6 separate regions of the Homo sapiens genome follow, and regions 1, 2, 3, 4 and 5 are each linked to region 6. A link is an interaction called in ENCODE POLR2A ChIA-PET data of the cell type or tissue named here. Cell type or tissue: OCI-LY7. All regions are shown on one strand. Links, peaks and the distances in the headings refer to the core of each region. The heading gives the core; the rest is flanking DNA.

The links. ChIA-PET counts read pairs that join two places held together with the same protein. Peaks named below come from ENCODE experiments on the same cell type or tissue, not always from the same donor. Only the 100,000 strongest peaks of a DNase experiment are listed, where the experiment ranks them.
Region 1: POLR2A ChIA-PET joins it to region 6 with 13 read pairs; 6 of 35 experiments call an interaction of 5 or more read pairs at or near these places.
Region 2: POLR2A ChIA-PET joins it to region 6 with 15 read pairs; 8 of 35 experiments call an interaction of 5 or more read pairs at or near these places.
Region 3: POLR2A ChIA-PET joins it to region 6 with 19 read pairs; 3 of 35 experiments call an interaction of 5 or more read pairs at or near these places.
Region 4: POLR2A ChIA-PET joins it to region 6 with 18 read pairs; 4 of 35 experiments call an interaction of 5 or more read pairs at or near these places.
Region 5: POLR2A ChIA-PET joins it to region 6 with 19 read pairs; 5 of 35 experiments call an interaction of 5 or more read pairs at or near these places.

Annotation. Positions count from the first base shown.
Region 1 is chr1:199,038,499-199,043,954 of GRCh38, forward strand. LINC01221 (long intergenic non-protein coding RNA 1221) reads left to right here. Exons shown (of 3, transcript NR_126351.1): 2 at 3,058-3,174. Among named protein-coding and RNA genes, the nearest start is that of LINC01222, 22 kb to the left of the region's middle. In OCI-LY7, for the core only: no CTCF peak of the experiment used is centred there; a DNase peak (open chromatin) is centred at 3,243; H3K4me3 peaks cover 1,108 bases; H3K27ac peaks cover 2,951 bases.
Region 2 is chr1:199,111,073-199,116,528 of GRCh38, forward strand. The region is part of intron 2 of LOC107985243 (a long non-coding RNA gene); the gene reads right to left. Among named protein-coding and RNA genes, the nearest start is that of LINC02789, 35 kb to the right of the region's middle. RefSeq lists an enhancer at 5,379-5,456. In OCI-LY7, for the core only: a CTCF peak has its summit at 2,382 (motif pointing left); a DNase peak (open chromatin) is centred at 2,389.
Region 3 is chr1:198,679,943-198,684,867 of GRCh38, forward strand. All of the region lies in intron 2 of PTPRC (protein tyrosine phosphatase receptor type C), which reads left to right. It also overlaps the pseudogene PEBP1P3. Among named protein-coding and RNA genes, the nearest start is that of PTPRC-AS1, 15 kb to the left of the region's middle. RefSeq lists an enhancer at 1,728-2,298. In OCI-LY7, for the core only: no CTCF peak of the experiment used is centred there; DNase peaks (open chromatin) are centred at 1,496 and 2,049; H3K4me3 peaks cover 3,642 bases; H3K27ac peaks cover 4,000 bases.
Region 4 is chr1:199,079,826-199,085,281 of GRCh38, forward strand. No RefSeq gene overlaps it. Among named protein-coding and RNA genes, the nearest start is that of LINC01222, 64 kb to the left of the region's middle. In OCI-LY7, for the core only: no CTCF peak of the experiment used is centred there; no DNase peak of the experiment used is centred there.
Region 5 is chr1:199,007,509-199,012,964 of GRCh38, forward strand. LINC01222 (long intergenic non-protein coding RNA 1222) reads right to left here. Exons shown (of 3, transcript NR_110525.1): 2 at 886-1,060. Among named protein-coding and RNA genes, the nearest start is that of LINC01221, 5.9 kb to the right of the region's middle. In OCI-LY7, for the core only: no CTCF peak of the experiment used is centred there; DNase peaks (open chromatin) are centred at 2,163 and 3,183; H3K4me3 peaks cover 504 bases; H3K27ac peaks cover 700 bases.
Region 6 is chr1:198,934,977-198,940,432 of GRCh38, forward strand. It overlaps MIR181A1HG (MIR181A1 host gene), which reads right to left and starts at 2,453. Exons shown (of 3, transcript NR_040073.1): 1 at 2,250-2,453. RefSeq lists enhancers at 2,244-2,303, 2,704-2,753. In OCI-LY7, for the core only: no CTCF peak of the experiment used is centred there; DNase peaks (open chromatin) are centred at 795, 1,815, 2,525 and 4,415; H3K4me3 peaks cover 3,461 bases; H3K27ac peaks cover 2,379 bases.

The DNA.
Region 1 (5,456 bases), core at 798-4,797, 100 kb after region 6:
AGTATATCAAATATATACGTGTGTGTTCTATATACATTAACCTACCACCTGTCAGTTACATGAGAGTAGATAGCCCAGAAGTAATAAAGCCTTACCACATGTAAATTGTAGCTCTGAAGGCTACCTTCACTTACATGAGCTCAAATCCATATAGCTAACTCACCTTTACTTTTATCAAAATTGCTTTGAATTAAGGATGGGAGAAGAACCTTGGATACGGACACATTAGTTACATTAAAATCAAGTCTGTTGTGAACCTAAGGTAAAAGCTGAGAGGAAGGTTTAAAAGCAGGTATTTTCTTTCCATTATGCATTCCAAGAAAGGATTCTAGTTGTTGGGAATCTATCGTAATGCTCTTGCTGAAGGTTCCTCAAGTATAACTCGGGGTCTATGTCCCTACTGCTCTTTGGAAGAGAACAGAATTCTTTTAAAGATGTGGTCTACAGCATAAAGTATTATGTATTAGAAATATTGATTCATGTTTGTGAGTTCCCCTCCACAACTCTAATGAACAGATTATCCTAGATGTAAGATGATCTTTCAGTCCTGGTAGGGCTCTACAGTTGCCCTGAAATTACAGCTGTCTTAGGGAGAAATTTTCTTAATTGCTTTAATGTAAAATTATTTATATGTATTTATTTATTTTCTACTTAGAATATTTTAGTTTATTTTTTGCCTTAGGGAAATTTTAAAATCACAATAATGTCTAATGTTCATAAATAGAGATTTTTAGATGTGATGCACTCAAGAATTTCCTAGGCGCTGTCTTTAAGGTTAACATACCTATCTGGGGCTAGCATGGTTTAGGGTCTTGAAGGACTGCAATAGCACTAGTAAAAGGAGGAAAAGAAGATGTACTCTTTTGGACAGAGGAATTTTTTTTCTATCTTCTGTTCAAAGAATAAAAGCAAATATGAAGGCATATAAAATATTTGGAAAACACACTCTAAATTTGGTGTATTCAATAAAGTATAAAAAGGATAAAATAATAAAAGCTGTTTTGCCGAAGGTAATATGAGTATCTTGTAGCTCTTCTCTTAAAGAAGTGATTCTGAAATGTTTTAGCATTTACTTTATCAGAATAATAAACTCATCAGATGAATGCCCCTGCACCCACTTCATATATAACTGACCACTGCCTAAAGCCATGGACTTCCTAGCAGAAATCTCTCCCTGATGTTCTATCTCCTATCCCAAACCATTTCACAGTTTAGACAGGCAACTGAGGCAACTACACACAGATGTGATATATACCTCAAAAGTTTTGTAAGAAACTTTTATGGAGTTTCAGATGAGGGGAAGGCTTTGTCCTGTTGGAAGAATCTGAGAGTTCCATGCTGGAAATTTCATTTCAATTTGAACCAAGGAATGGACTACACTGGATCTCAATAGGAACAAGCTGGTTGAGCATATTCCAGACAAAGGACTAATGTGATCAAAAGATCAGAGAAAATAAATCTCTGACATGACTGGTGACCAGGTCAATTCATCAAACAGGTGGGTCAAGAAATAATGCCATTTGAAAAAAAAAAAACGTTAGAAAGTTGGTTGGGATTGCATTATAGATACCCCTGCATATCAGATTACATTTTGAAAGATTTTTGCTCTTCATAAAGGAAACTGTGGCAAATATTCAAAGAAATTTGTGATCTTATTAGAGCTGCATTAAGAAGATTAATATGATTAAATTCATAGGATGGAACAAGAAGAGAAACTAGAGGTGGGCAGAGAGAGGCAAAAGCCCAAACTAGGGTGGGGACATTGAGAATGGAAAGGAAGTGACATATTGTGAAAGAAAAAACACAATTTGTGGTTACTTAAATGTACAGAAAAACAGCATAAGCAGATTCTTAATCAACAATTTGCCAATATTTGTTTTACATATTAATAGAGCCGAAGGGTGTTTTCATAGTTTTAGGAGGTGCTTCAAGAGATCTGTGCCATATCCTTCTCTGGAATGTTCACAGTGTTAACACATCAAAGTCTATGAGAACACCTGTGTAAAGATACCAACTTAACTTTATTTCAGCAAGAAATTATCCAATTTATTCCAGTAGATATTGGCATGTCTGTAGTTGTATGTGGAACACCTATTCACAGTCTAAAAACCTAGTATTCTTTAGTACACACTTTCTGGTGCTTAGAGCAATAACAAACATTAGCTGTCAGTTCTGCCTTTTGTTGAGACAGAGCCATACTTTCTTGTCATTTTTATTCCACACATGTCATTGCTTATCAGTGTGTGCTTATTGAGGGGAGGGGTAATTTTGAGCCATAACATAATTTATGTTATTGAATCATCAAATATTTTGAACTAGAAAATGTTCTAATCTAGCATCACTCAGTTAAAACTCTATTTGAAAATATCTTGGAAACATATAACAGAATGAAAACCATAAGAACAAAGACCATAAATCCAGAAAATAAAAATGAATGAAAAGATCAAGATATAATATACAAATGACAGTTAAACTTTTATAATTCCTTAATTTATGAAAAATAATTCAAATACATTTAGTATTTTACAAATGAGCAGGTAAAATAATTATGATTTTTAAAGGCTATATTAAGATATTATTTCTTTATAAGAAATGTAGACATAATACTTATAATTTGTTTCTGCAGTTAATAATTAACATGGGTCTTTTTTTAGATGAAAAATCTTGAACATGTAAAGAAAAGTCTTGACATTATTTATTGTATTAGAATAAAGTACTAGAATTCTCTCATTCCTTATTAAAAAATTAAGCCTATGTTACCATGTTTGTCAATCTCATTTGATTTTCTATTCTTAGGTCTAAAGTTTCTAATAACAATTTAATGCATTTATCAGTAAAACACATGCTTAGAATCCAAATGTATTAAAATTTTTGCTAAAGTAAGCAAAATAGACAAATAATGAAATGTTTTTACTTTGATTTTTAGAAAAAAGGTAAAGAATTTTATTCTCTAAGAGAGCAAAACAAATTATCTTATGGTGACACTAAGACAGAAAAGAGTTTGTTTTCATTTCTGGTATTCTTTGCCAATGTTTGACAGTTGAATTTTTTTTCCAGATGAGAATTGTGCATCAATGTTCAAGTCCCAAGAGACGTTATCAGTCTGAACAGCCCAGTGAACAAGTATTTGTGACTCTCCTTCCAAATGAAATGTTCTACAGAAAGGTGGAAGTGGTAAGAAACCGTTGAAACAGTGGTTAAGAAGGTAGGTCTTTGTGGTACTGATGGGAAATAGTCGTTAGGGGAAAGCTGCTTCACCACACAGGAAACAGAAAAACTCTTGAATGCATCTTGTCCAGCTGTGGCAGAAGAATTTACATAGATAACATTTTAAAACCAGAGAGTTTGTACTCAACTGGTGACCAAGAAACGGAGAGATGAAGGGCTGCAGGCAGAGAGTAGAAGGGAAATATTTTAAAGTTACAAGACTTACAAGCTGTGCATTTTGCAAATCACATAGCTACTTATCTTCTCAGAAAAGATGTTTAAAATAGAGACCTACACTTTATCATATTGAAAACCAAGCAATCTCAATGAAGGTTTTTAAAAAAATGTTTACCAAACCAAAAGAAACTCAAGGAAGCATTTTATAAGCTAACAGAGCTATTATTGAATGCCTTAAAATGGAAATATTTTTATTGTCTAATTATAGATATTGAAAAAGGTAGTAAGTATAAATATTCATAATAAATATTAAAATAGTAACAACAAAGTTTGCCACTTTTTCTCACTTAAGAGGAACTGATTTGGTTTTGTGATTTCACTTAATTATAATGAAAATTCTATAAGCTCAGAACTGCCATCCACATATTATAGATGAGCAAACAGACTCACAAAGATTGAGGCTTTTGACCAAGCTCCTAGGGCTTAGGCTTTGAACTCAGATGTGATGGAGTCTGAAGCTTGTGCTTGTTAAACATTATTGTGCAACTCCCATCATAATAATTTGAACAGTAACAAAAATAAGTACATTCTGTGTTTGGTTCGTTCTCTCTTTTTTTAAGTTATTTTATTCTTCTTCCAGCATGTCATATATATTATTCTCCATATAAGGAAATATAAGAATATATTCATCCTTATATAAAATGTTGGAAATGCTCTCTTGGAAAGGTTTCTTTGTGGCTTCTGGTTTTGTTCATTACTTTGCTTTTAATGATCATTATTATTATTCTTTCACAATATTGTAACATACTACCAGAGTCATTTTATTGTAAACACTTTGAAAAACATACTTCAACAATAATATTGTGGCTATAACTCAAATTCTCACCCACACGGAAAAATTGTGTGTTTTTGCTATAAAATATACGTGGTAAAAAGAAGTGTGAAGTAGAAAATGACAACAAAGTTGCAATAAATTCATTAAAAGCATAATTCATTGGTCTTTCATTCTATTCTATTCATCTAGTGAATTTATCAGATTTTAAGTGGTTTCTTAAAGCACTTAAAGTAATTTCTTCAAGCAATCTAGATACTATTACTGGGGAAAAACATCTCAAAGGCAAACACTCTTAGTATATCAATCGCTAACTTGAGACCATGTCACATAAAATAGTTGATGTGCATATTCTTTACTTCTTTTTGCCTATTTCATGGGATCGCGTTTGCTAGGTACCCAGTCTAGCAAGAAAGCCCAGTTGACATTTCACCTTCTAATCAATATCTAAGCAAACATTTTGAACACTATCTTCTTTCTTCTCCTTCTTTCCCCGGTCTAAGTACTTCAGGCAGGTGCTATCTGATTTGTACGTGTTTTAGCCATCATTATACCTTTCATTTACATGAAGCCTAGTTCATTTCACATCTGAGGCCTCTTCCAGTTCACATAACTCTCCCAATTACTTCTTGAAAATATGAAGAGTCAATCTCTCTTTCCTTTTTTAAAGTACTTAGAAAACTTCTTCATTTCCTAAATGTTTGGGTGTCATGTTCTAATTGAATTTTCATCAGGCTACAAGATAATTTAAAATGCTACTTTACTGATTTTCTATTTAGGTTAAATACTACTTTCTAATAACATATTTCTGTGTGCTTTACAAGCATGCACAATTCATGCATGATGCTTGTTTAGTCTCTCCCAGAGCTAAGGCAGGCCAAAGAATGATTTAGATATATCCTCTGGGAGACAAACTTTTATGTAGCAGGATGGCTATATTGTAAACATTTAAGACTTGTCTGAAACTCTCTACAACGTCCATATTCACATTGTCACACTGTCCTTTAATACAGCTCTTTTGGATTTTTAAATATAGTAGATTCCTAGGATTAAAGCAATTAAAATGGGAGCAACCACTTGTAGGAATCTAGTCCAATCCTCTTATTTTATAGCTAAGGAAAGTAAGACTCAGCACCATAAACGTATTGAAGATTGGCTCAAGGATCAGGTTGTTTTCTGATTTCCAATATTGTGTACTTATTCTAGTATAATTACTAGCAATTGATTTTTACTCAGTAAG
Region 2 (5,456 bases), core at 583-4,582, 180 kb after region 6:
AGAAATGAATAGAAAACTTAATATTTTTAGTTTCACTTCTCTGTTGAATGGATAATATTTTTATTGTATTTTTTAAAAATCGGTGATATTTCTGAAAAATGAGCAATATATGAAATGATAAATTTATTTAAAAACTCATATAGCTAAATCTAATCAGCTTATGCAATTTTTCTAGTAAAATGATAATTACATATATACAGTTATGTGATTATTCATTCTCCAAATCTATATTTTGTGCATGTATTGTTAATGCTCCACTATTTTAATATGCAAAATGCCATAAAATAGCACTGGTGGGGACCTTAGATAGCATGTCTCATAGTCTCAATTTGTAGAAAAGAAAACTGGGAAATAAACTCGCTGAGACCTACAAAGATCAGACTGGAAATTAGAAGCAAATCTGGGGCTATAATCTTTTCTAATTTATGCTATCTTCATTTTTCACATGATTTATTCACAGCCACAGTCTAAAAGATAAATGTCGGCATTCAATTAAACTAGTACTTTTGACCTCCCAATTTGTCTATCAGTCTTGCATAATGAAAAAGAAGATTGGTAAAAAGTTATCGATTGTCACTTGGGTCTATTTGTTGGCAAGTAAGGAGTCATCAAATACTCCTTATCAAAAAAACACCTGCCTACATTTTATATTTTCTGAAATTTCACTAATTAAATAATTATTTATTTGATTTACATGCGTAAATGCTTCAAAGATCTATTCAGATGCAAGAACTAATGAAAGTAGAGGAGAAAAAGCCATAAATTCAGGGGTTGACTCATTTACATTGAAAGGCAAAAGAGAAAAAATTAGATCTATCAACTGTATGGTCACTCCTGGTGTGCTTGTCTATCTCTCCTATTGGATGAAATACATTTTTAGGACAATGATCAAACTTTATTCATCACTATACCATTCACACCTTCTAGTGACTGGCACTAAGTAAGAGATTAATTGTTACATAAATTTTAAAATTTTTATTTATTAGGCACCTATTATGTGTAATTCACAGTGCTGTGCTGTGTATTTTTCAGTATGCTATCTTTTCCAAATTTAACAATACTTTTGAGGTAGCTATTATTTTCTCCCATTTTACAGAAAAGAAACCTGAGGTAGAGAGATGATAGACAACTTGCCTAAGGTCACACACTTAACAAATGTAGTGCTGGAACTTTAACTCTGGTCCTTGTTTCAAGAGGCACTTCTTTTCCTACACCAAAAAAGCCACAGAGCCCACAGAATTATGGATTATCAGGACTTGAAGATGTCTTTAAACTTATCTAGATACTCAAAACTGGTTATATTAGGGATTAAAATCACTTTTCTATGCTTCATGGCTTCTTGTTTATTCCCAACAGTAGTGTAAATAAGCTGGTCACATTGATTCCTTTCTCACTATTTATTGAAAGCATGGATAATGAATTAAGAATAACTTTGTGGAAGAGAAGAATATTAATAATATTTTATAATATGTTAATAATAAATAATAATGAATTAATAATTAATGAAATAATAACCAGGCCTCCATCCTGGTTTGCAGATGTCTGTCTTCTCATTGTACTTTACATGGCAGAGAGGAAGGAACTTCTCAAGTCTCTTTTTATATGGCACTAATTGCATTCAAGAGGGATCCACCCTCATGACCTAATTACTTCACCATTTATTGCATAATTACTATGTGTGAGAAATATGAATTAATTTATTCTTTACCATTGCAAACCTATGAGATAGAAATCATTATTCTAATTTTTACACACAAGGAACTCAAGCTTAAAGACATTACAGGACTTTTCTAAACTCCCACGTGTATAGTACAGAAACACAGTGGGCCTCTTGGGCTGCATCTAATAAATTATGCTAATAATGTTACTCATAGTGAGGGAGGAACTGGAGATTGGGTTCAACCATATGGGCAATTAATCCTTCAGTTATGCCTACCTAATGAAGCCCCAGTAAAAACTCTGAACATGGGAGTTCAAGTGAGCTCCTGGGATGGCAATACTCTGTAGATAGTGTCGTACATCAATACCAGGAGGTATTCTTTGTCATTAGGACAATAAGAGCTTCACATTTGGAATCCTCTTGGATTCTACCCTACATGTCTCTTTCGTTAGCTGATTCTATCCTTTCCCTGTAGCAAATATTGTGAGTGCAATAGCTTTCAATAAGTCCTGTGAGTCTTTTGAGTGAATTAGCAAACCTGAGGGTGATTTTAGGAAACCTTGAACTTACCTCTTGAAGACCCCAGCCACCTCCTAATACCATCACATTGGGGGTTAGGATTTCAACCTATTAAACTGGGAAGTAGGGCATAAACTTCAAGTCCATAACAGCTTGCTAAGTAGTTCTACCAGATGTCAGTGGCAGCCTGGAAAGGTATCGCCACCTACTGGCATGCACTTGCACTGTGGCTGCAAATGCTGTTTGTTGGATTTGGCAGGCATTACTATAAATCCCCACCCTAGATTCAGAACTTGAAAGCTGAGTTTTCCTGCAGTCCCAGTGTAAGCTGAGTCAATTGCCTAGATTCTGAACAATGTTCCCAGGAGTATCCATCTATATTGACCAGCTAAGGCTTGCAATGTCTCCTCCAAAAGGAATGTGGTAAGACTTCCCTCCAAGTGATATGAAATGGGCTTTATCAATCAGCAAGGCATTACTGACAAGTGGCGGGGTAACTAAGTTATTATTTTCCTTGTACATTTCAGTCTGCTCCATTGAGTAGAGGGAGGATGCTGTTTAGAGATTCTCATATGTTGTGAGGCACACATGGAGCCAATGTAAACTCTTGTGTTGTTGCTTGCCTTGCTGCTGTCACAATTTGTCTCCTGATAAAGCAGGATGTAAGGGGTCACACCCATGTAAATCAGTGGCACGATGCTTATAGAAAAAGAAATGAAGAAAGGAACACTTTATCCCTGGCCCACCTAATACCCTTGAGAAGGTCATGCAATTGATTCAATAATGTAAAACACTCAGATTGTGCACACATGTCTTATTGGGAACTGCTGCTTACCAGCATGCCAAGGGCCTTATGTTCAAAATCCAGAGCCTCAAAAATACTTATAAGGCATTACTACTCTCTTGGAAGTAAATCCAAATCCTTCAGAGGTCAGTTGGTACACTCTAGAGAAGGAAGCAACCATGTATGAACATGGTCATCCAGGACCACCAGGAGTTTATCAGGTAAACAACCAAAGGGTAAAAGCAGTCAGGAACAGACAGAAAACTTAAAAAAAAAAAAAACCCAAATCCCAAAACACCTGTCAAATGCAGCTGTACACTATCCTGTTGACTGTTGGTCTCATCAGTATTATTCTGATTTCACTGGTCTGCAATCTACAAGCTCAAAGCATCTAAGTAAGCCATTATTTCAACTAAACATGGACAATGGTGAAGCCCACATGCCATTGAATTTGGCTAATACAAGCCCTATAACCCAAAGTCTCTACCAGCTTTCCCATCACCAACCAAACCAACAACTGAAGCAAAGGGCCTACAACAAATGGCTAAAAATACAAGTCACAGCACTTTGGGAGTCTGCGTTGTGCAGATCATCTGAGGTCAGAAGTTCAAGACCAGCCTGGCTAACATGGTGAAACCCCATATCTTCTAAAAAAAAAAAAATACAAAATTAGCTGGGTGTGGTGGTGCATGCCTATAATCCCAGCTACTTGAGTGACTGAGGCAGGAGAATTGCTTGAATCCTGGAGGCAGAGGTTACAGTGAACTGAGATTGTGCCATTGCACTCCAGCCTGGGTGACAAGAATGAAACTCAGTCTCAAAAAAAAAAAAAGAAGGCCAGGCATGGTGGCTCATGCCTGTAATCTCAACACTTTGGGAGGCCGAAGCGTGTGTATCACCTGAGGTCAGGAGTTCGAGACCAACCTGGCCAACATGATGAAACGCCGTCTGTACTAAAAAATACAAAAATTAGCTAGGCGTGGTGGCAGGCACCTGTAATCCCAGCTACTCAGGAGGCTGAAGCAGGAGAATCACTTGAACCCGGGAGGTGGAGGTTGCAGTGAGCTGAGATTGCGCCACTGCACTCCAGCCTAGGAGACAGAGCAAGACTCCATCTCAAAATAAATAAATAAATAAATGAAATAAAAAGAAAACAAAAAAATACAAGACATGCCTACAGGCTAATGCTGGCACTCCAAACTCAGGCACAGATATTTTATTTGACATATAACCTGGCATCATATTAATAACAACCAAATTAGGAAATCTGAATCAAAACCAAATTCCAACAAAACTCCTCTCATTACCCATCTAATAGAAACCTTGGACTAATTAGAAAGTTTTAGACATGGCCATCCTTAATGGGGGCTTAAGTGGTGTCAGTTGGGTCTGGCATATTTGTCCATTACAACAGCATCATGATGCCAATATCACCTTTGCTAGCTGTGAACCCAAAATCCCTTTGACTTGAAAGATATTTGCAAGCCAGGCTCCCAGGCCTAACATTGCCTCCAAATGACACAAATGGCTCCGTGTCACTATAATACCATACAGCCACAAAAGTAAGACCCACATTAATGTGAGTGGACATAAACTTGAAAACAATCCTCAGTCCCACATCCTGGATGACATTGCCCCAACCCAAGATTTCATCAATGGAAACGAATTCTTCCCCAGCACCAGAGATGACTTTACCCATGAAGTCAAAGCCTCCATCCCAGTGACACACATGGACTTCTCCTAAGGCCCTGACAAAGTGGACATGAGACATTTATTGCTTTTCTTCCTCTGACATTGAGGATTCTGTTGCTTAGTCTCATTGTCTGCTTAGCCCATGATCCTGGTATACCCCTTGCTTTATGACAAAATACGCACACTCCTCTCTAAAGGAAAATCTGATAGAGGTTACTACTATCTATGACATTCCAAAAATGAATGGAAATTATTACTTTCCCCCAGAGGCAACTGCACATTTCAATCAACCCTAGGCCCCTTGAGGAGAGAACTACCCACTCCAGGACTTTCTTCTATTACCCACCTCCAGTTTTCCACAACAACCTCCTGCCCTGTGTCTTGAATCATGATCATAGTAATCAACCATTTTCATTGGTGATACACAAATATCACTAATCTTTATGTATAATTTACTAAACAATCAACCACATACTCTCCAACAACATAACTGCCAGAACACTTTGCCACTTGACACTTTGCAACTCTACCAAGATATTATTAGAGATCCTGGAAATTTCAGATCTATTTTCTTGACTAATGCCATATAAATGGGAAACTTGGTTATATGCTGGTCTATAAGAAATGCTTATACTTCTACTCATGGTCTTCTTTTCTACTCTCATAATAAAATATTTTCTATACTGTTTAAGGCAATTTATGCCCTATTGTCTAAAGGTTTCCCCTGTTATCACCCCAACGTTTTCTTAATATGATGCAACAGCATGATAGGGCCAGTTGTATTAACCTTGTCTTTTATTT
Region 3 (4,925 bases), core at 142-4,141, 260 kb before region 6:
CCGTCGCCCTGGCGTAGGCGACATGCAGCGAGTGCTGCGGCTGCCCGTCCACTTCCTGCAGGCTCAAGGGCCTGGACCGCTTGCTGAGGTCCCTGGCATGGCTGTGCAAGAACGCAGCGCGCAGCTGGGAGTGCCACTAGGCAAGGCGCAGGCGCAGCGGCGACTCGGCAGCCTCTGAAAACTAGCCAGGGAAGCCGGGGCTCATTTATAGGATTTTAAAAATATTATTAAAGGCTTCACAAACTGTCTTGTTTAATAGCCACAACATTGGGAGGCCGAGGCAGGCGGATTACCTAAGGACGGAGTTCGAGACCAGCCTGGACAACATGGTGAAGCCCCGTCTCTACTGAAAATACAAATATTAGCCGGGTGTAGTGGCGCATGTTTGTAATCCCATATACTCAGGAGGCTGAGGCAGGAGAACCGCGTGAACCCGGCAGGCGGAGGTTGCAGTGAGCTGAGATAGTGCCACGGCACTCCAGCCTGGGCCACAGAGCAAAACTCTCTCAGAAAAAAAAAAAAAAATAGATACAACAATCTCCTTTTAACTGAAGAGGAATGATGTAAAGTTATATAAAGTTCAGAGGAATTGATGTAAAGTGAATCGTAAAGACTTTGGAATCTCCTACTAAAATATTTTAACAGGAAAGAGACACATCAGTGCATTTTACAAGCAGATCAATGTGGCGGTATCTAGCATGCATGGGGAAGGGATGGAGGAAGTTGTCAGTTTAGAAACTGAGTATAAACATTATTGAAATAGGACATGATAAGTACCTGGACCAGGGTAAAGGCAATGGAAAGGAAAAGGAAGCCACAGACCACAGATAGGAGGAATTCAAGGACTGTGTACCGAAATTCAGGAGAATGATGTGAAATAGATGCTCTGAATCCTCTATTCCCAGGAGGCAGCATTATGGAGTTAGGAGAAAATGCAGGAGCTTTGGATTCTAGTAGACCTGGGATTGAGTTTTTACACTGTTACTCTATATTCGAAGCAATATATTTAAACCAGCTGTGTCTTCCTTTTGTCCTTTATAAAACAAGAATAATAATGCTTATCACATAGAGATATTATGAGGATTGTATAAGACAATGTATCAAATAGTAGGTATTCGGTAAATGTTCCTTCTTTACTAAAGATAGAGAAACCATTTTCTGATGTACAAAGGGATGAAGAGCTGGCCCAATATGAATTTTCCCAAAGAAGTTAAATGAAAAGGATCTCATGATCCTTTTCAGGATTTATTATTTACGAATGTTAATATATTATTTTAATATTTTCTATCTTATGAAATAATTATTTGGTCAAAACATAAGACAATTGATAGGAATATACAGCATGGAAAATGGTTACCAACTAGAGCTGCAGGGTATCAGGGAATGTGACAAGGCAGCAAAATGTTTCTACACATGTCTGTTTTTTCAGGCATTATCTTTCTTGAGACTATCAAGTGTGTATTTAAGGAGCCATTCAACTTACTTCAGTGCATTTGCTTGCAAAGGGTGCAATGTGATGTTTCCTACTGGTAGGGTCGTATTTCATATGTGGTGATAGTGTTGCTGAACAAATAGGAAATATCCTTGCCTAGACTATATTTTATCATTTCATTATCTAGTGGTAAAGGAATGTGAGTTCTATTTACAAATAAACATTTTGTCTTACTTTTTTCTTTGTGATCTATTTTCTCCAAGTTGCATAATGTAATGAATTAATAAAGCTTAGTTGCTGGCCAAATCAATGGTGACTTTTTATGTTTTTAAATATAATATTAGGTTTAACTTATTTTTGTCATTAAAATATCATTTGTGAGTGCTTTTCAAAATGAAGTGCTTCTGAAATAAATCACATAATAAAACTAACCTTACTTTTGAAATACATTTTTATTGAAGCAAACACAAATCAATCTGAAATTCAGCATTTTGTAGCAGTTAAATGTATAGTCAGGCAGCTTCAACGTCAACTAGAGAAGTTGTGGTTTTAACCCCGAGATAGGGCTGATTATGCTGGTGCTATGGCAACCTATTGCACCATTTGGTAGCGCCTGTGTGCTTAACCGCATGAGCTGCGCCTCTTCCTTTCCTATAAAGACTCAGAATAAGAAAAACAGAAGTACACCGAAGAGAAGAAACCACAAGAGCAGTAAAGACACTGCTGTTAGCTTTTAGCTGTGCAAACAGCAGTCTTATGAGAACAACACATTGAAAACCTCTTCTATTTGAAAGTGTAGCTTTTCCCATTATGCCTGGGTTCCTTTAATGATTTTGAAAGTAAGCCAAGTGTTTCTGTTCAGAGTTTTCATTAAAGGGAAATAAGAAGAAATAAGCAGTGCATTTATCAGCCTTTGCTTTTATTGTCCTCAGCTTTAGGAGTGGGAGGCTTTTGTGCAGCCTCAGCAGACATTTTATTCTGTTTGTGAGATGGGAGATTAGTTTCTATTAGGTGGACTCCCTATAATCTAGCATTTATTTTCTGCTTTTTTTTATTATATTGTAGTTAGTTCACAAAAAAAAGTACAATTTTAATTCATCTCCTGGCTCATTTAGAAAGGGTTGTGGTTGGTGCTGTAAACACGTTTCTACATAACTAGATTAAATTCACAGACACTCACTGTCCTAGCACTGTTTATTTTCTATGGGGAGCTTCATTTACCTATTCTTTCCCTCACCCCACTTCTTTTACAAGGTATAGGTTGATCAGCAAAGGCTTTTGTATGTTTTCCTTTGTTTCAAAGTACAGACATAATATAATCATAACTTTTTTTTGCATGTTCTACTATTTTTCCTTCCTTAAAGATTTGGGTAAAAATACTGAAGGACAGACAAGTTCATGCTACCATTTTTGTTAGGCATAGGCCTGTTCACTTTTCTTCCCATTTTTCTGAAAAATAAGAATCTACCCCTTTTGTAGTCATTGTCCAGCAATTTACACTTTTTAACAATAAGTTTTAATGTGTGGTACTCTGAATCCCATTTTGATGGTTATACATAATATTTACTCATTTTTGAGTCCCTAATAGCTCTTTAGCACAAATACTGGATTTAGCATTAAATATTTTTTCCTTACAGTGCAATGCAGTTGAACAAGCATGGGGGTTTTTACAGTCAGACAGATCTGCATTTAAATCTAGACTCATTTTGCTACAAGTTCTTTATTTAGCCTTGCATACACGTTTTTATGATTTTGAGCTTTCATCTGTGAAAAGAAGAGAATACCATCTACTTTGTAGGATTTCTATAATGATTAGATAAAATAATATGTAACAGTATTTAGGACAGTGCCATTCACATAGTACCCGCTTATTAAATAGTAAACACTGTTGATAGCACCAAATACACTAATAAAAGATTTCACCACTTATGCAAACATCTTTTGATGATTCTTTGTTCTTTAATGATGATCGTAACCTATCCTAGAGGAAGCAAAGAGCTACAAAAACATACACTTACTAAGGGATTAATATAATTAAATGGTTTTTGCTATCTGAAGTATATTGCATAAATCAGGTATATATCCCTGGATTTAGGTAAATGAAAACAGACATTTTCATAAGAAGCAAAAAGATAATTAATATGGGAACAAACCTATTCTGGAAAATGTTTAAAAAGAGAATATGGGTAAGGAAGCATCTTTCTCAGTTGTTCTTAACCCTTGTTTCCATCATAATCACCATCAGAGCTTTAAGAAAATACCAGTGCACAGATCACGTTACCCCACAAACCTACTAAATCAGATTTTCCAGCGCTGGAGCCCAGAAATAGTCACCTTTAATCTAATTCCCAGTCAGGATTAATACAAATAAAGGATTGATATTTTTTCTTCCTCAGGATAATAATACTGGTTACACACACATAAATATACATAACTGATAACAAGCCAGAATTTTGTAAACTATGTTCTCAGAAACATTGCAGTTACATTGTACAAATGTCCTATAGTATGTCCATGGGAAAAAAATGGGTTTGTGGCAAATACTTTTAGGAGATCTTGAGCTAAACGAAGTGACATAAGTTTCTATGCTTTTAATATATTAACACACTTTATAAATATCTCAAAAGGGCATGTAGCATGAATTACTTCTGAAACAAATTTGACTATGGGACATTTAAAGGCACACAAATCTAAATCAAAGACTTCAATTTGACCATCATTGCACAGGAAGCGATAAAATTTTCCCCCTGACTTGTAGATAAATAGTTTAAGACAGAAAAAAAGCAGTGTAACTGATTGTTCTTAAATGGTTATCTAGTAGCCTTTATTAATTTTTTTGTCATTAATTGTTTCGTTAATCAACATGCCTGAAATATATAACATGATGTTTTAAACCAAATATAAAATACCTACAAATGCATTCCTAGTTTTGAGGTGTGTGTTTGCAAAGTCATATGTATTCACAAGCAAAAAACATTATTGTAAATATTGGACACCATAAGTCATTGGGAGACAGCTAGATATGGTTGCTATCTTTAAAATTTTTTAATTATTTGATTTTATTCCTCTCATGGCCACAAAAATTTGCCTTCTTTATCCTCAATACTGCTTTACATACTGATATTTTTCTTTATTATTTGCATTATTATTTAAAAGTGTGTATATAATTTGAAAGTTTAAATAGTACCATAAGGCCTAGAGTAAGTAAGAACAGTCTTTTGCTCCCACGACTCTCCCCTCCCTTGATATTTTGTGATTTTTAAATGTTATCTTTTATTGTAGTGCTGTTTCTTTAAAACAAAAAAAAAGATTTTTGCCAGTATCTATTGACTTCTTCTCTTGATCTTGAGATGTTGCTTTTTATAACCTCTTGCTCTTTGTTCATGGGTGCAATGTTTTCTCATTTCTGAAAATATGAATTGTAGTTGGTTATCCTCTCTTTTGCTCCTTGCATTGCCTCATTCTCCCAAGTGCCTCTTTTGTTTATTTGAGC
Region 4 (5,456 bases), core at 885-4,884, 150 kb after region 6:
TAAAAATATTTGCTAATAAAATGAAGTTCACTCCTCACTTAAATTTCAGCTTAAGCCACTCCCTCTTTTAAATATTACACAATTCATTCAATTTTATAGTCTTAAAATTATTTCTTATTCAATTTTCTGTCACTCTTAGCTCATAACATATTCATTTAAATGTAAAAAATTAGTTCTAACTTTATTTGATTACCTTTTAGGTAGTGATATTGAGTTGAACTAATTCTACATTTTTTAATATACCTAGTGATCTAGTGCTGCCTTTTGTTTATGGAATGTTGATCATTGTGATTTTTAAAATGATCATTATCTGGATCAGATGGCCTAAAACTAAAAGTATCCCCATTTAACCTTTCTTATTTGCCAAATCAGCAGAACTCAAATACATTGTCTTCATATAAACCAGATTTTCATTAGTGTTTACCTGTCAAATTTCCATCTATTTTTTGATACAAGACTCTTGCTCATTTCAATTATTTGTATGCTCAGAGGCCTCATCATTCTGTCTTTAACACCAGTCACACATTTTCCCTATTACATTGTAGAAATCTGAAAATAACCAACGCATGTTGCTGAGTTCTCAGATCAATTGCCTCCTTGTTTTGAATATTCAGTTTATGGTTAAACTGCTGCATTTCAATATCACATGCAAATAACCATTTTATCAACATTTAAAAATCCTCAGTGATTGACTCACGTCTCTTTTCATCACTTTACTGCAAGAAAGGAGTTGAGCATAAGTAACCTTCTTGCATTAACCTCAGTCACTATATCATGAAGACTTAAACAGAACTGAAATCTGCAATACAGGAAATAGATGATTAATTAAAGATAATTTCTGTCATTAATTAAGCCATTCTTTACATAGTGGCAGAAAACATGGTATTTTCCTGCCTCTTCATAACATTCATTATTTTCTGTTCTCTAGAATTTTTAGCTTTGAACTCTTCTTGTGCAAGTACAGGTGTGTGGATGATAAATGTAGAGTGATTCTGAACTTACCAATACAACTAGTCTAGGCGTCATCTTACTCCTCAGGATTAGAACTACTTGAAATCTGAGAAACACGTACAGCCTCCGTGGCTGGTTCATTTTGATTGCAGCCGAATTTTTCCCTCCTGCCCCTTCATCATTCTCACTCTAAGTGTGTGGTAGTCTCTGATGTCACTGAGATTTTGTCTTCTGAACACCAAATCAAGCCTTTGCACACTTTTCCATACTCTCAGATTGATTTTAAAACAAATATATGAAAAGGAAGTGAACCCAAGGCATCCAAAGTATTGGTGGTTTTCATTTCTTCCAACTACTATATTGTATTTCTTTTCCTTTTTTTTTTCACATAGTTACTTTGAGCTTGTACTTAGTGGACATTTTTCTAGACATCTCCTGGAAAAAGTTATTTGTTCATTATTTTAACATGTATAGATTCTCAATTCATTGCACTTTTCAAAATGAAGCTATACATTTGCTGTGAATTTTAAAACTTGTATGCATTTGACATTTCTTCCACAGTCTTTAAATTTTATAATCCGATTTTGAAACAAGCTCCAATTTTTGTTTATTATTTTGTGCATTGAAATAGATCATAACATTCCCTTTTAAATAGATTCAGAGAATAAGCCATTGCCACTCTATTGTTAATCTCCAGAATTCTTCTTCTCATATTTGATGACATACTTATGTAGAAAGCATGATGCAGCCCACAAAACATTTTAAATGGTTTCAGACTAGTGAGAAAATAAGATAATGGACAAATAAAAATAAAGAACCAGGAAGTAAGGGAGAATTTGTTAGTAGTAGTAAAATGAGTATTCAGACCAGAGAAAGAGTTTAGCTACCAAATTCTTATCCCTCTTGTCATTTTACCAACCTTTCTGAAACCCTTGAAAATGACTTTGTTTCAGGATTTTAGTTTATTCTTTAAAAAAGTCTATCCACATGTGTATGCAAGTCATGAGAAACAGCTTCACTATGACAGCCACCAGATGACTAAAACTACCCTTTATAATCTACTGAGATTCACTGTCTACAATCTCAAAGGCAAAATGTGGACATAACTCATAACCCTTTTCACTAACCACATTTTAATAATAGAAGCCTACAGCAATTAGTGGCACCAAATTAGTAGGAGGAATAACCAGAAAACAGTCAGCAAAGCATACCTAACAATTTCAAACCCACTCCCAAGCTATTTTTAAAATGTTTACAAGTAATAAGACTCCCAGTTTCACCACACTTGACAAAACTCAAGACTAAATGTTTCAATTTCCATTTACAAATAAGTATTAAGAGATAATAATATAGCAATGTTGTTAAATGGGTAAGATTTCAGGTAGATCTTCAATAAAAGCACTGGAGAATTTAACTAGGAGATAACTACCACTTTTAGGATTCTTTCATTTTAAGGGATACCATATGTAGCATCTATGTCTTGGGCCTGAGGACTGGTGCTTTTCTGAGGATGACACCAATAGTTAAGTTTTCTGAAAAGTCCTTGTTTATGTGTTCTAGAAAGTCATACCTTGAATTTTCATGTTTTTCCCTCAACATTCTGCCAACTATTTTCCAATTTCAAATTCAATCTCTCTTTGTAAATTTACATAGTCACTCTTTCCTTACCCTATGTCTTGGGAGTATCTTTGATTCATAATAATTCTAGTATCTCTTTTTTTTTGACATTTGAAGTCAACTTTCCTCTTTCATTTCTGATACTCATAGCTTTTGTTTTATGTTTCTTATATGATATTTATCTATCTGTCTATTACTTTGGGCAATTTGTTTAACCTTTCTGAGTTTTTTATTTGCTGAAAATCAGCTTAGTAATTAGATTAAAGGTATGACAACAATTAAGAGGCTAAATGACATAATGTACTGAAAAGCACCAAGCAGAAACTTGGATATGTATATTGCAAGCCAATCTATAGTTTCTGAGTTTCTTCTTTTCTCATTTTCTTTTATTTTTTCTTAATTAGAATATTCTCTTTTGCTACGCATAATTTAAATTTATTTTTTTACTTATACAAAACAGAATCATATCATTCCTGTTTTATATTTATCATATTTCTTTATATGTCTATGACATCATTGTTTTACCTCCAACAACCAGGAATTCCAAGACACTAGCGTATTTAAAACAGGCTTGATCATCATAGCCAGGGCTGGTCAGTGGCCACAGCCTCAGCTCCAACTGCTTCAAAAGGACTTTGTTAGAGCTGAGTGTGGCTGACCTCCCCTCTTCCCAGGGGAAAGGAGAATGTAAGGAGGTCTTCAATGTATACGTGGCATCATGGTCAAAGGCATTTTCAGTTTCCACTGTTCATACCTGGCCTCGAGTCCTACAGAATTCTGATCATTGCCAACTCAGTCCCTCAAGATTATCTCCTCCTGTCTTAGCAAATAGAGTCCCAGCTTCACTGACTGTAGCTGCTTGAGGAGAAAACAAGACCACGTCTTAGTTCCATAATAGATTAAAGGTTTTCATGAGCCATGCTGTGGCTGTGCAGTTCCCCTGGCTTTTTCTTTCACAAGAAACAAATCAATGTACTGTCTTCATTTGTTTAGTCCCAGAGTTTCCAAAGCTCTCTCTCAGGTAAGAAGAAGAGCTCAAGTGTTTTGTTTTTTTTTTTTTTTTTCCTCTCTAAGAAGACATCATCTTATCCCATTAGTTAAAGAATATTTGGTTTCATAGATTGAATCTAAAAATATGGATACTTACAAATATGAAACCTATTTATCCTGGTCAAATGATGGGATGCCATTGAAATTGAAGTGGTATTGTGTAAAGTTTGTGCTGGATAGTTGTTTTATTTATTTTATTTTGCATGCAGCTTCTGAGAAGTTTGAACAGTAGCAGTTTGTGATGTGGCAGTCACTCTTTCCAACAATACTAAGAATTAGTCTTTGTCCACACACACCAACTGCAATGCAGTCTCTGTTCTAGCACACACTGATGCTGTTGCCTATTTTCAGCTGGGTTGATGACTACATTCCAGACTCATGAAAACTAAGCACTGCTGTTATGGTACAAACCCTGGGTTTTCCTCTTGGCTGACACTAAAAATAACCCACCAAATTTGTAATTTTCAAGATAATTTTGGCTTTGGCTTTGTAAATGATGACATACATCTGGATTATGTCCTCTAACCTTGACATTGTTTCAAGTGTTATCTCTGAACACATCAGCTCTTAGTTTGTATTAAACAAATCCATATTAAATTATTTTAGTTTTGTATCTATGTGAAAAAATACAAGTGCAAATGTTTTGAAGATGATTCAGCATATATTTTCCCTAGTAATCATTTCATTTTTAAAATGTCCATATAAGTAGAATATATTAATTTACTAAGGTATAAAAAAATTTTAATGCAGTATTTTACTTCCAGCTACTTTTCTTCCACTTCAGACATAGAAAAAGAAAATATAGTTGAAAAGCAACTTATGACATTTTTCAAAGCTGCCAAGTTGTCGAACTTTGATTCTTGTGAGGTGCTAAGAATAAGCACAAGAGGGTGAAAAGTCTACCTATATCACTCTTGGGGCTCTGTGACAACTAGGAAAAGTGATTTCCACTCATTCCTCAGTCCCTGCCCCAGCAGGATGAAAGCATGTTGTTTTACAAGAAACATGCGCCTTTTCTTGAGTAGTAGGGAGACAGCTGATGCAATTGGAAGCTTTGCCATCTGTCCCTGTGACCACAGACTTTACACAGAAATGCTCCTACCAGGTCATGTATTTAGATTCTGTGGTCATGTATTTATACTATGTAATTAAAACTGCTGGGGAGAGAAAGGGTAGGCCAGACTGTGATGGTCTCTCCTTCAAGCCCTTACATAAAGTCTATTCCTGTTCTTGTTTGCCTGATGTTGATCCAGAACTTTTCAAGCTATCAATTTAGTGTAATAGATGCCTGTCATGACATTCACAAGGAAGGTCAAGCTACACACAAAATGATTTTCAAATTTTAACTTGGTAAGAATTTTTCATGAAGGATAGAATGCTGTATTCTGACTTAAGAAAAGATTTATTATTTACAGAGTGATCTTTAGCAAGACTTGGAATTTCCTCCTTCAGTGACTTTTGTCTCTCAGTCAGCTAGTGAAAGCACACAAAATGATCTTTCAACATTTTATCCAACGTTTAAATATTTTTATGGTGAGTATTTTGTAAAGGAATATAATGCTGTGAGTACATTTATCAGTGGTGTTTTTTTTCAAGTCTTATGGTGATAAACAAATCTGGGATGGGGATCATGACCCTCTGTTAGCAATGAACCTCATCACTAAGTCAGAGAGAGATTAGCTAGAAAACCTTAATGCTAAGATGAAGGGGAGAAGTGGGAACAAGAAAGAATGACAAAGAAGACAATAAAACAATATGTGCAATATGGGGGGATCTTCCTGGGGACATTTCACTGCATAGATTTACTTACCTCAACTAATAGAACAAGTTTTCCTGGT
Region 5 (5,456 bases), core at 527-4,526, 72 kb after region 6:
ATTCATTTACTCAGACACTCATCCAACCTCACTCTTGGGAGCCTGTGGTTTCTGTTGCACATGGCTCCTGCAGTTCATAGAAGCGAGCCACTTCCCTGTTGCTCTCTCCCTTGGGCAATAGCAGAGTGCCTGTGGTCATGGTGTGCTCACTTGGCCCCTTGGCCCATCTCTAGCTCAACCCTAGGGATAGTGGCTAGTCCATATATCTGTATTCCCGTGTTTCTTAACATTATTTTACTGCTGCTTGCAAATCCCTCATTACTTCAAACCTCTGTTACAGTTAAAAAAAATTCTCATAAACTTCTTTGTTCAAATTACCATGTGTTTTTACTCTCTTGATGGGATCCTAACTGATTCACTGGATAAATATAAATCAAATTATAAACATGTATAAAATTATTATACCCCCCAGATTATATTAATGTTAGTTATCTTTGGATATATTGTCATTATATTGCTTATCTGCATATTCTAAGTCCTTACAATAAAAATATATTTTGTGATAAGAAAACCATCAACATACTTTTCTTAATCCCCAAATAAATTGTTTTTTATCCACCTGTAGACAGTAAAGAATGACCTGCAATTACCTGCAATTACTCAGTATGATTTAATTTGGCTCTTTGTGCCTTGTTCAAATACTGTGTAATGAACTTAGAGATAAATAACCAACAGAAAACTCAGAGTTTTGGTACCGTTTCCAGTACAAATTCATGATCCAAAGTAATTTACTGATGCATTAATGTTCATGGAACATTGCAAGAAATTATTTTCAGAAGTAAGGCAGGTAGACAATAGAAGTGTTAAGGTTTCAGCTTTCCCATTACATGAAATAATCTTCCTTGTCTAAAACTTTATTGGTTCCCACATCTAATGTATACTTACAGAGATCGGAGGGAGGGTTATTTAAACCTTTTTGACATCCGAATTTGAATTTTAGTTGTCATCTTATAAAAATCAGACATTGTATTGATCAGAAGTAATCTAATTGGAAAAGGTCCATCATTTTAAAATTTAACTTCTCTTGATATTTTTCTGTATGTACCGGATCACAGGAATTCTGAAATGAAAATGCTCTTACTTCAATAGAGAACCTTAGGTAAGCTAGGTAGTTACACTAAAGGCCAGTAGAAGGGCTAGGGAACGCACAGTGAAACTGGAGTAGTTCTCTTAAAGTTTGATTTAGACTGTAAAGTGGTTTCTAAAAATTGCAATTTTCTTTTTCTCAGAAAATACATAATTTTCACCTTTAACTTGACTCAAAGTTAACTTGCAGTTATAGCTTTGACATTAGTAAAATCCTGCACTACTATTATTTTAAAGCACTATTGCAAAAACTTAATAAATACCATATTCTATATTTTATTTTGCAATAAAATAGAAAATTTCATCATATGCATTTAATTGTTTCACTATTTCTTAAAATAATAGTTTCACATAATGTTAAAGTATAACTGTAGTATGTTAGCAGTTAATCTTGCCTTTCCTGGTTCAACCTAAAATTTCTGCCCTGGAAAAACAATTTAGCAGGTTTTTATCAGTGTACTAGATGGTTGGCTCAGAATGAAGCAAATGTGTGTACTAGGAATAAAACACAAATTAGAAATGTTACACACAATTAAAATTATAAGACACAGAAAAAGGACTAAATCAACTTTGTTTAACATATCATTGTGTAATATTATGTATGAAATATATAGGCTTGGTATGGAAAATCAGGTAGACAACTCAGGTTTATTTTATGAAGTATTGTCAAACATGAGCTGCTCTTGAGAATATTGAAACTCAGATTGGAAGCATTGCCAGAGAGACCACATACTTGATAGGAACAGTTTTCTTTTCTTCTTTTAAATTTGATTAGTAATTTTGATATTTTCAACTTCATAACATCGGAAACATCATTCAAAATATTCATGAAGATATTAGAATTCCTTCTTCTGGAATAGGAACACATTTATTTTCAGCCTTAAGTAGCTCATTTTTAGTTATTGGTCTGATTTTCCTAAATTTAGCATAATAATATCTTGTCCAATCCGTTGTCATAATAGAAAAGATCATTTTATGTGCGATTTTGGTTAGCTTCTGGTTTGCTTTGTCAAATTTAGAACCACTTGAACATCGTGGTTTCTAAATTTAGTCAAACCCTTTGAGCTTTAAGTTCCGTTTGGCGCTGGCTGAACATGAACTGCTGCTTTGAAAAAAAAATTCTCTTGGCACTATCAGAATCTAGATGTGTGCACTGCACAGACCTCCTCTTATTTAAAAGAAATACATTCACTTTTATTTGAAAGTTGAGAGCTCCAAGAGGATAAATAATAAAATGAGAAACTTGAAAGAAATAGGTCATATTTTAAAAGAGCTCTCAAGCAGAATTAGGCCTTTGGGTTTAGGGCCTAAACCCAAATATTATTTAAAAGAGAGAGAGAGTCCATTTCAGTTATTTTAAAATGTAGTGATTTAATTTATCTCAGGAAGTTAAAGCAAACTCTGTCCATTATGTTGCCATTAGTTTGGTGTTACTAAGAAGGAACTTGTTGAAGTATTTTATTTTTCATTAAAGACAACTTATTTCCACACTGTAAGGGATAATCAGAATATACATCCCTCAAAGTCAGTGGGTTAATTTTATTTTTCACACTTGTACAACAAATTTAACATAGAATGATAATTAAAATTAACATTTATGGCTGGGCACGGTGGCTCACGCCTGTAATCCCAGCAGTTTGGGAGGCCAAGGTGGGTGGATCACCTGAGGTCAGGAGTCTAAGACCAGCCTGGTCAACATGGTAAAACCCCATCTCTACTAAAAATACAAAAATTAGCTGGGTATGATGGCACCCTCCTGTAGTCCCAGCTACTCAAGAGGGTGAGACAGGAGAATCACTTGAACCCAGGAGGCAGATGTTGCAGTGAGCCAAGATTGCCTCATTGCACTCCAGCCTGGGCGACAGAGTGAGAAAAAAAAAAAGAAAAGAAAAGATAAAGAAAGAAAAAGAACATTTACAAGGAGACACGTCAGGCAATGTCTTAAGTTTTTTACATGTATTAATTCATTGACTACAACCACCCTTTAAGATAGGTACTACTATTATTCCCAACTTACAGATGACGAGGCTGAGGCTCCAATGGTGAACTAACTTTCTAAGTGTCACACAGATAATAACACAGGAAGTTGCACAGCAAAAGCCAGGGTCAGAACCAGAGCCATCTGTTAACTCCTACTATGCAGTAACTCAGTAGCCTGGATGAAATCTAAAGGCAACGATGTTCAGGGATCCAAGTTTCCCCACATTCTGTCCACATCAAGCAAGTTAGCCTGTGTTTACGTAGCAAAGATTTTTTTTTCTCAACTTGTGCACTCACTCTTTAGACACATGTACAGAGAGCTTATGTAAAACCTGCCACACATAGTGTTCAAATTGTGACATAACACAAGGTTGTAAGCTCCTAGACGTTTTCTAAAGGAATCTCACTTGTCTCTTAAACTGAACATTCTGTCAACTTGCTTGAAACTTTCTGGGAAAACACACACACACACACACACATACACACACACACACATACACACACACACACACACACACACTTCACATGATTCTTTGTACTTCCAGTCTCAGCATGCTTTTCCTTCCTTGGTGGCTCAAGTCTAGGCTGAGCATTCCTAGATTATGTGTTCATCCTCCTAATATTCTCTATACTATTTCCCTGTATACTTTGATGGCTTCTCCTGCAGGCCTCATGCACAGTTAGTAAGCGCTGGTTGTAACTAAATGAATAAATAAAGGAATTGCTGTAACATAGAGAGCTGCTGTTCCTGAGAGATGACACTTTAAACACAAATAGGAGAGAATATTTTGTAGACAGACTTCTGAAGGCGGATACATTTTTCCTTTTGTCTGAGAATAACCAAAAATCTGGTTAGAGAAAGGCCGAGAGAAGTAATCTTTTCTCTATGCTTACTGCCCCCTTGTAAGATAAATTCAGAGTGGTCCCCTAAAGAATTGGGAGGATTAAACTGAAATGCCACCGAGATCCTATCTGAAAACACTTTAGGATAACATCTCCAACTCTAATGAGCCTCTTTACTGGCAGCAAACAAAACCAAACATTTAGATATATTTACTGTTTTACAGCAGGTCGGACCTTATGGGTAAAATTTCCTAAATCATACTTTCCTTTGTTATTTTAGTTTTAGTTTATCACTCTTAGGTTTCCTTCCTAAGGATGCTAGAGAGCCAAGACACTTGTGAGCCCTATGGAAAGAAATTGTTCAATACCAACCAGCTCTTCCCCATAAAGAGGTAGTCATTTTCCTTTTTTTTTTTTTTTTGTATTTAAGACCTCGCTTATAGCATTTACTGTACCTTCTTATAGTGCAGCCATAATATTGGGTATTCAATAAATGTTTTATTGAATTGGATTGAATATTTTAGCTCTTACCTTAAAACATCTTTCTTACAGTAACAAACTGAGTGAAAAGTGCACAAATGGTCTCCATTTTATGTTGGATTATACATGACATTTCTAGGAAGTGAAAAATGTAGGGAATTGCAGGGGCAATAATTTGTTGAGTGTTGGAGATAGAAATATCAACAAAATGATATACTCCAAGCTCATCAACTATTTAATGGTGCGTAGTTGGGTTCTATTCTGTGTCCTTAAGTTATTGTCACTGCCCTGTCATAAATTATAGTGACATACACTGTAGCTATTTCTTACATTCTTCTGCAGCAGAGTAAGCAGAATTACCAATTTCACATTTTCTGTGCAGTTCCCTGTAGATGGGATGTTTTTTAAAAAGTGGGAGTTTGAATGAGAATAAAGGGTAGAAGGGCTATAACAACCCAAAATAAATAAATTTGTAAAATTCTATCATCATGCATGCATTTTCCCATGTGCTCTGGTGTGTAAATTCTTTTATCCCTAAATAGATAGCTGACAGAGAATATAAATGCTTATGTATCTTTAAAACAGCCACTATTCCAATACAAGAGAAGAATAAAACTAAAATGTTGGTATATGACTGCAGCCAGAAAAATCAAGAAATCTGCCTCTCCGCACTCCAGATTAGCTTGAAATTTTCTGTCTTCCTTTTCCCTTTTTGAATTCTAATTTTCTTTTTTTAAACTGGAGCATACGAATTTTGCAAAAGTACTTATTATTAGCTCTTCTCCACAGGTTTTGTTTGTTTCCAAAAAATTAGGTTTTCTTGGAAATTTGCTTTAGTGAGTAAACCATATTTAGAATATTATCTTGCTCAAACTAGACACTCAAAATGTATTAAATTAATTAATGTGTTTTACTTCATGTAAATGCACCTATTTGATTATACAGCTTTGAATAAGAAGATTTCAAAGAGAGATTGTAAAGAGAGGGATCACGTTTGAAATCCCTTTCAGCTCTAAGCTCCTTCTTTGCCATCCTTTTTTGGTCATCTTGTCTAAAACTTCAAAATT
Region 6 (5,456 bases), core at 715-4,714:
GCTGCGAATAAAATAGTCCTTTCCTGTGGGTGTCGGTTAACCCCACGAGCACGTGAACTTCCTATGGGCACACACCCAACATACATTAGCGATTAGGTGATTGAAAATGTTGCCCACAAAGGCAAAATTTTATATATGATGACATCACCAGCTAACCTGGATTTCTCTGTGATATAATGATATAATTTCCTGGTTGAGTGTGTGCATCTTGAGATAGAGAAAGAGAAAAGAGAGCGAGTATGTGTGTATGTATGTGTGTGTGTGAGGAGAGAGAGAGAGAAAGATGCTTAAAGAACAGCATCATCAGAAATGGTATATAACCTTCTGCAAGGTTTGCAAGAATCTTTCGACAGACCTTTGACTTGTTCCAGATTTCATGCAGCATAAGTTCATTCAAACATGCATTCCCCACACAAACAAATTACATTATGTTTAGTTAGCACACTATTAGTTCCTAAAATATTCTGATAAGATCTGTTGAGATGAGATTTCTACACCAAATGAGGCATGTGCATCTGTATGATGTGGTGCGGGAGTTGCAAAGTCCCTTGAGACCTGCCTTTGAATGGGTAAGACGTCTTGGTTTCAAAGGTAATGAAAGGGTTAAAAATTGAGGCTGTCTAGGGTAAGAGAAAGGGGATATTGTTGTCTTTAATCTTTCCGCAGTATGTGTAAGACTTCCATCCCGGATCTGCACATAGCAGTGGAATAGGCTCGGCATGCATTGCGTGCAAGCTCCTTGATTGTAGAAGGGGAAAAAAATCTGGCTGGAGTCCAGACAGGCTGGAGCTCTGTTGATCATTATGTCTAGCCTTCAGGTGTCTCAGCACACAGTGGGCGGCGGTGGGGGAGGTGTAGATAACATGAGAGCAGACAAAGAAAAAAAATGGTGTATTTTTATAAGATTATGTGAAAATTTGTATTTATTTTCAAGCCCTCCTTAAGAAAATGAATCCTAACGTCTTGGACTTTTATAATTAGAACACAGGCTCTGCTCTGGCAGCTCTCTTTAAGCCATAATTAGTTATGTCTGGAGCCTTTGAATAATTCCTTTCAATAATTGATGGAGTTAATATTCTCTTTTAAAAATGAGGAGGACAATGTTTTTCACAAACTCTTTTTGTTGGAGGCTTTGTCATTCAAAATCTTCATCAGTCATAATCACACTGGTGTGATTTGCCTTTTAATTTCTTATAAGACTTAGCTTATAACTTTTTAAGGATGTGGATAATTCTAAAAGTAAAGGCATAATGTATTGCTAGATTACTGTAGCTGAATATAAAAAGAAAGCAGTAATGCAGGAACATTCTATCCATTTGTTTCCAATTATTTTATAAATTTAAAAACTGCATTGTATGTTGCTTCTGTTTGAACTCCATCAAAAAACCTCACTATGAATGTAAGGAACTTAGATGCTAATCATATCTTTTGCTTGCTAGAAAGAAGAAATGCCAAATTATTTTATTCTTCAAGCATTCTTCTATAAAGAAGCTTCCGCATGCTTCCTCCCCACCCCCACATCCTCACTCCACCCTATTAGGAATTTCAAAAAAAAAAAAAATCTTTATACATGGAAGGCTAGATCCTAAGACAGAAAGCTGTCTTTTCCTTCTGTCTTTACACTGGCCACTTTCAGTCGCCTTCACTTCTGCTGGGACTTTATTTCACATTGTGTGGACTACAACACCGAAACCAGTTCAGTCTCTATCCTTATTATAAAATTAAAAGTGGTGGTTAAAAAAACATATAAAGCCCTGGCTTGAAGCCATTGTTCAGAATTTAAGAGCTATTTGCCCCCAAGTGTCTTTGCAGTCTTTCATAGCTAATTATAATAACTGTCAGATGTCTGGAAAGTCTATGGTGCCCTTGTCAGTGGAGTCAGCAAAGTTTGTCTTTTATTTTTCTTGGGGACAGAGCAAATCTGATTAGACATAAAGAGCAAAAAGAAGTGAACTAAGTACATATGCGTGTGCCTTCATTTTTTCTTATGAACAAAGCAGCACACTAGAGCGATGTTCCAGCGCACAGCCTCCTACAGCTACTCTTTGGAATGCCTGACTTTTATTTTTAATTCTTTATCCTCAACAGAATAAAGTATGCAACAATTGTCCCTGGAATATTTTCCTGCCAGCTGAATAACCTTCAATATACACATGAAAGAGTACCCTTAAGAAATCTTCAAATATTGGATGTTTATGACATAAAACTATTTTAATCAGTACACTTGACGGAAAGAAAGGTATACTTACAATTTCAAAACGGTTATTTGCTCTAGTTTCTTGTCCCCGGAGGCAGAGCAGAGGCTTTTGCCAGACTGTCCATGATGCAGGTGCAGAATCCCTGTTTTCATGCCGGAGAGGAAGGTAGAAAGTGCTTCATAAAGTCACTCGGAACTCAGCCACTTGTGCTCAGACATCCCTTGCTCCTGTGGAAGCTGTACTATCTGCAGTTCTGAATTGAACTAAATTACAGCCCATGTGAAAGACAGGGGCAGTGAGTCATGTGAGAGATACAGAGCTATCCTATTGGCCACAAAGACATAGCTTAGGCATTCTGCCTTTTCCACCATTGGTGAATAGTTAAAACTGAAAGCATCTAGATCCTCCTCTTGAGCTTATTTGTCCTCTATGTGTGGAAGAATGACTGTAGGATTTTACAGTGACAGAATTAGTTAAGAAAGGGACTGAAGTCATCCTTCACAGAGACTGGTGGGAGGTGATTGGAAGCTCAGCTTTTTTAAGATTTCTTTTTTCTTTTTATCCCCCTGCCCTGCAGTTTTGTCTATAATTTGCCTGTTTGCCTGTCAGAAAAAATGTTTTTTGTATTTTTTTCTCCCTTCAGTTAACCTTGGAAGTGACAGAAAGTAAATTATCATCATATTCCTTTGCAGAACTGTCATGTTTTGAAGCACAAAATCAATTATTTTCAATGACGCATTTTCAAATTTTATTTTTACATTTACAGAGACTTTATTGTAGTTCTAAACTAATAAACTAAATTGTCCATTAGTGACACCAACAACAGAATTAACTTTTGAGTAATTATTACATTTTGGAGAAAGGAGGGCTAGAAATAACTCTGGGAAATAATAAAAGGCAACAATATCAAAACAAATCAAATAAGGGGCTTTAACTAAGAAGGGATAAAGAAGAAATATATTTCTCCATCAAAGTCACTCTTTAATTTACCACTTTATGTAAGGCAGAATGTCCAGAAACTGCCAGTCAGAAGGTATTTTTAGTTTTGCTAGGATTCTTTAATTCACCCAATTCCTTAAAAATACTTAAATGTGTTTGTAAAGATTTAGAGGCTGTAAACTACCTTAGAAGTCATCAAGTCTCACATTCCCTATGTTAAAGGTGAGGAATGTAGCCTCTGACAGTAGTGACTCTCTTCATAACACTGATCCACCGTGTTATGCAAAATAAATGAAGGAAACATTGAAATAAATACTAGTTTGCTCTGTCTTACGTACCTACTAAGAGCCAGTTACCTTCTCATTTAATTCAATAATTGTACAACCCATAGAATAAGTTTGACTACTTTCATTTCTCCTCGGCAAAAACAGACTCAAATGTTTTACTACCATGGTAGTGCCTGGATTTGAACCCAAGTGGCTGATTCCATACCTACTTTTTCCAACTAGGTATGTGTCCTTCCAAATAATGATGGTTGTCACTTATAGGTTCCTTCCTACTGTATGGCAAGTAATGTGCAAAACCCTTTAGAGCCCCTCATTCAGTTCTCACAACTGTTAATGAGTCAATTATTCTATTTTGCTGATTTCATTGATGAGGAAATGAGGTGTATACTACTCAGTATTATGTAGATGGTAGCTGGTAGCATGTGATTCAAATCAGCTCTGATCTGTTTTACACACTATATGGATTCTCATCACAGTGTTAAATAAGACTTGATTTTTCCATTTTTTTTTTCTTGTCTAATATATTAGAATATTTTGGCATAAATATGGAATATTAACTGTGGTCATGTCATTATCTGGGTCTGTTTGGTTCAGACCCAGATCATACCATTAAGTGATCCATAGGGGACTGGAAATAAGCATCAGAGGAGCAGTCATGGAACCATATTTATCTTGGGGCCCTACAAGCAGCCTCACACAGGGTCTTGCAATCATAGGAGCTTCCACATCAGTTGAAGGGGCACATGCTCTCAGAACATCAGCCTGGGTATTAATGAGTCCTACTGCTGGTTCAAAATCTGAAACCCACTGTTTAGCAGAATAAGTACCAGATCATTTCAAAAATAGTGTCAAAAATTCCATTTCAGCCAGATATCAAGAGCCACCAAGGAGTTTCCTGAATTGTAACCCTCCTGCAGCAGCTGTAATCATACAAATGGGAAATTTGCATTGGCTCCCGCAACCCTTGTGGGGTTTGTTTGTAGATGGGAGGTGATTACTGAAGTGCAACAGCATCTTCACCTGCACTTTCTAAAGCACACATTGCTGTTGCTCAGAGTATCATATAGGACAGGTTAGGCAGGTCCCAGATAGCATCGGAAGAGAGTTTTTAGTCCTCTTCTGTTTTGAATACTTTTGCTTCTTTCCATAAGTGCTGCTTACTTTCCTGGATCCACAATCCAATCACCTACCTCATGCTGTCCCGAACCCTTCCAGGTCAGCCCTCTCATATAGTGAGCATGTGATAACATTATGTTCTCCTTATCTTCATCAAATAAGCTTCTCTATTATATCACAAATATTTCAAAGACTGAGCTGTATCTTGTTACATTTTAATCCTGCATAATGCCCATCACAGTAGAGATGAGATAAATATTTGATTTTCTTTTTTTTGGCCTTCAGTGACCTATTCACTGGTACACAACAGATCAGAAATAAATCTGGTGAGGTAATGCGAACATATTTTTTAAAAACTTAGCACTTTAAAATATAGTCTAAAAAAGTGAATCAGACACTGGAGAACAAGTAGGAAAATTATTATGAGACCACAGAGTCTCCCTAATATTGGTCTAAATCAATCACATACAACACTTATACTAACTAAACTGATGGTCATGGTATTAGCACACACTTAACCTCAGTCCTCTCTGCTGTCATCTACCAACTTCTCCTTCATTCCTCTCATTTACTGTTTTGCGGATTTCCTTTTTGTCTAGTCCTGCTTTAGTTCGGTGTTCACAAGGGCAATCTATTCAACACTCTAATGTCTCAGTTCAGCAACTTCCTCAATTTTGATGAGGTTCACCGCCACTCCCCATGACAATCACCCCATGCTCATGTGTTAAAGCTTGGAAAATTTTATTATTTATTTATTTTTTCTTTTTTTGAGATGGAGTTTTGCTCTTGTTGCCCAGGCTGGAGTGCAATGGCACAATCTCGGCTCACCCCAACATCCGCCTCCCGGGTTCAAGCGATTCTCCTGCCTCAGCCTCCCGAGTAGCTGGGGATACAGGCGCACTCCACCACGCCTGGC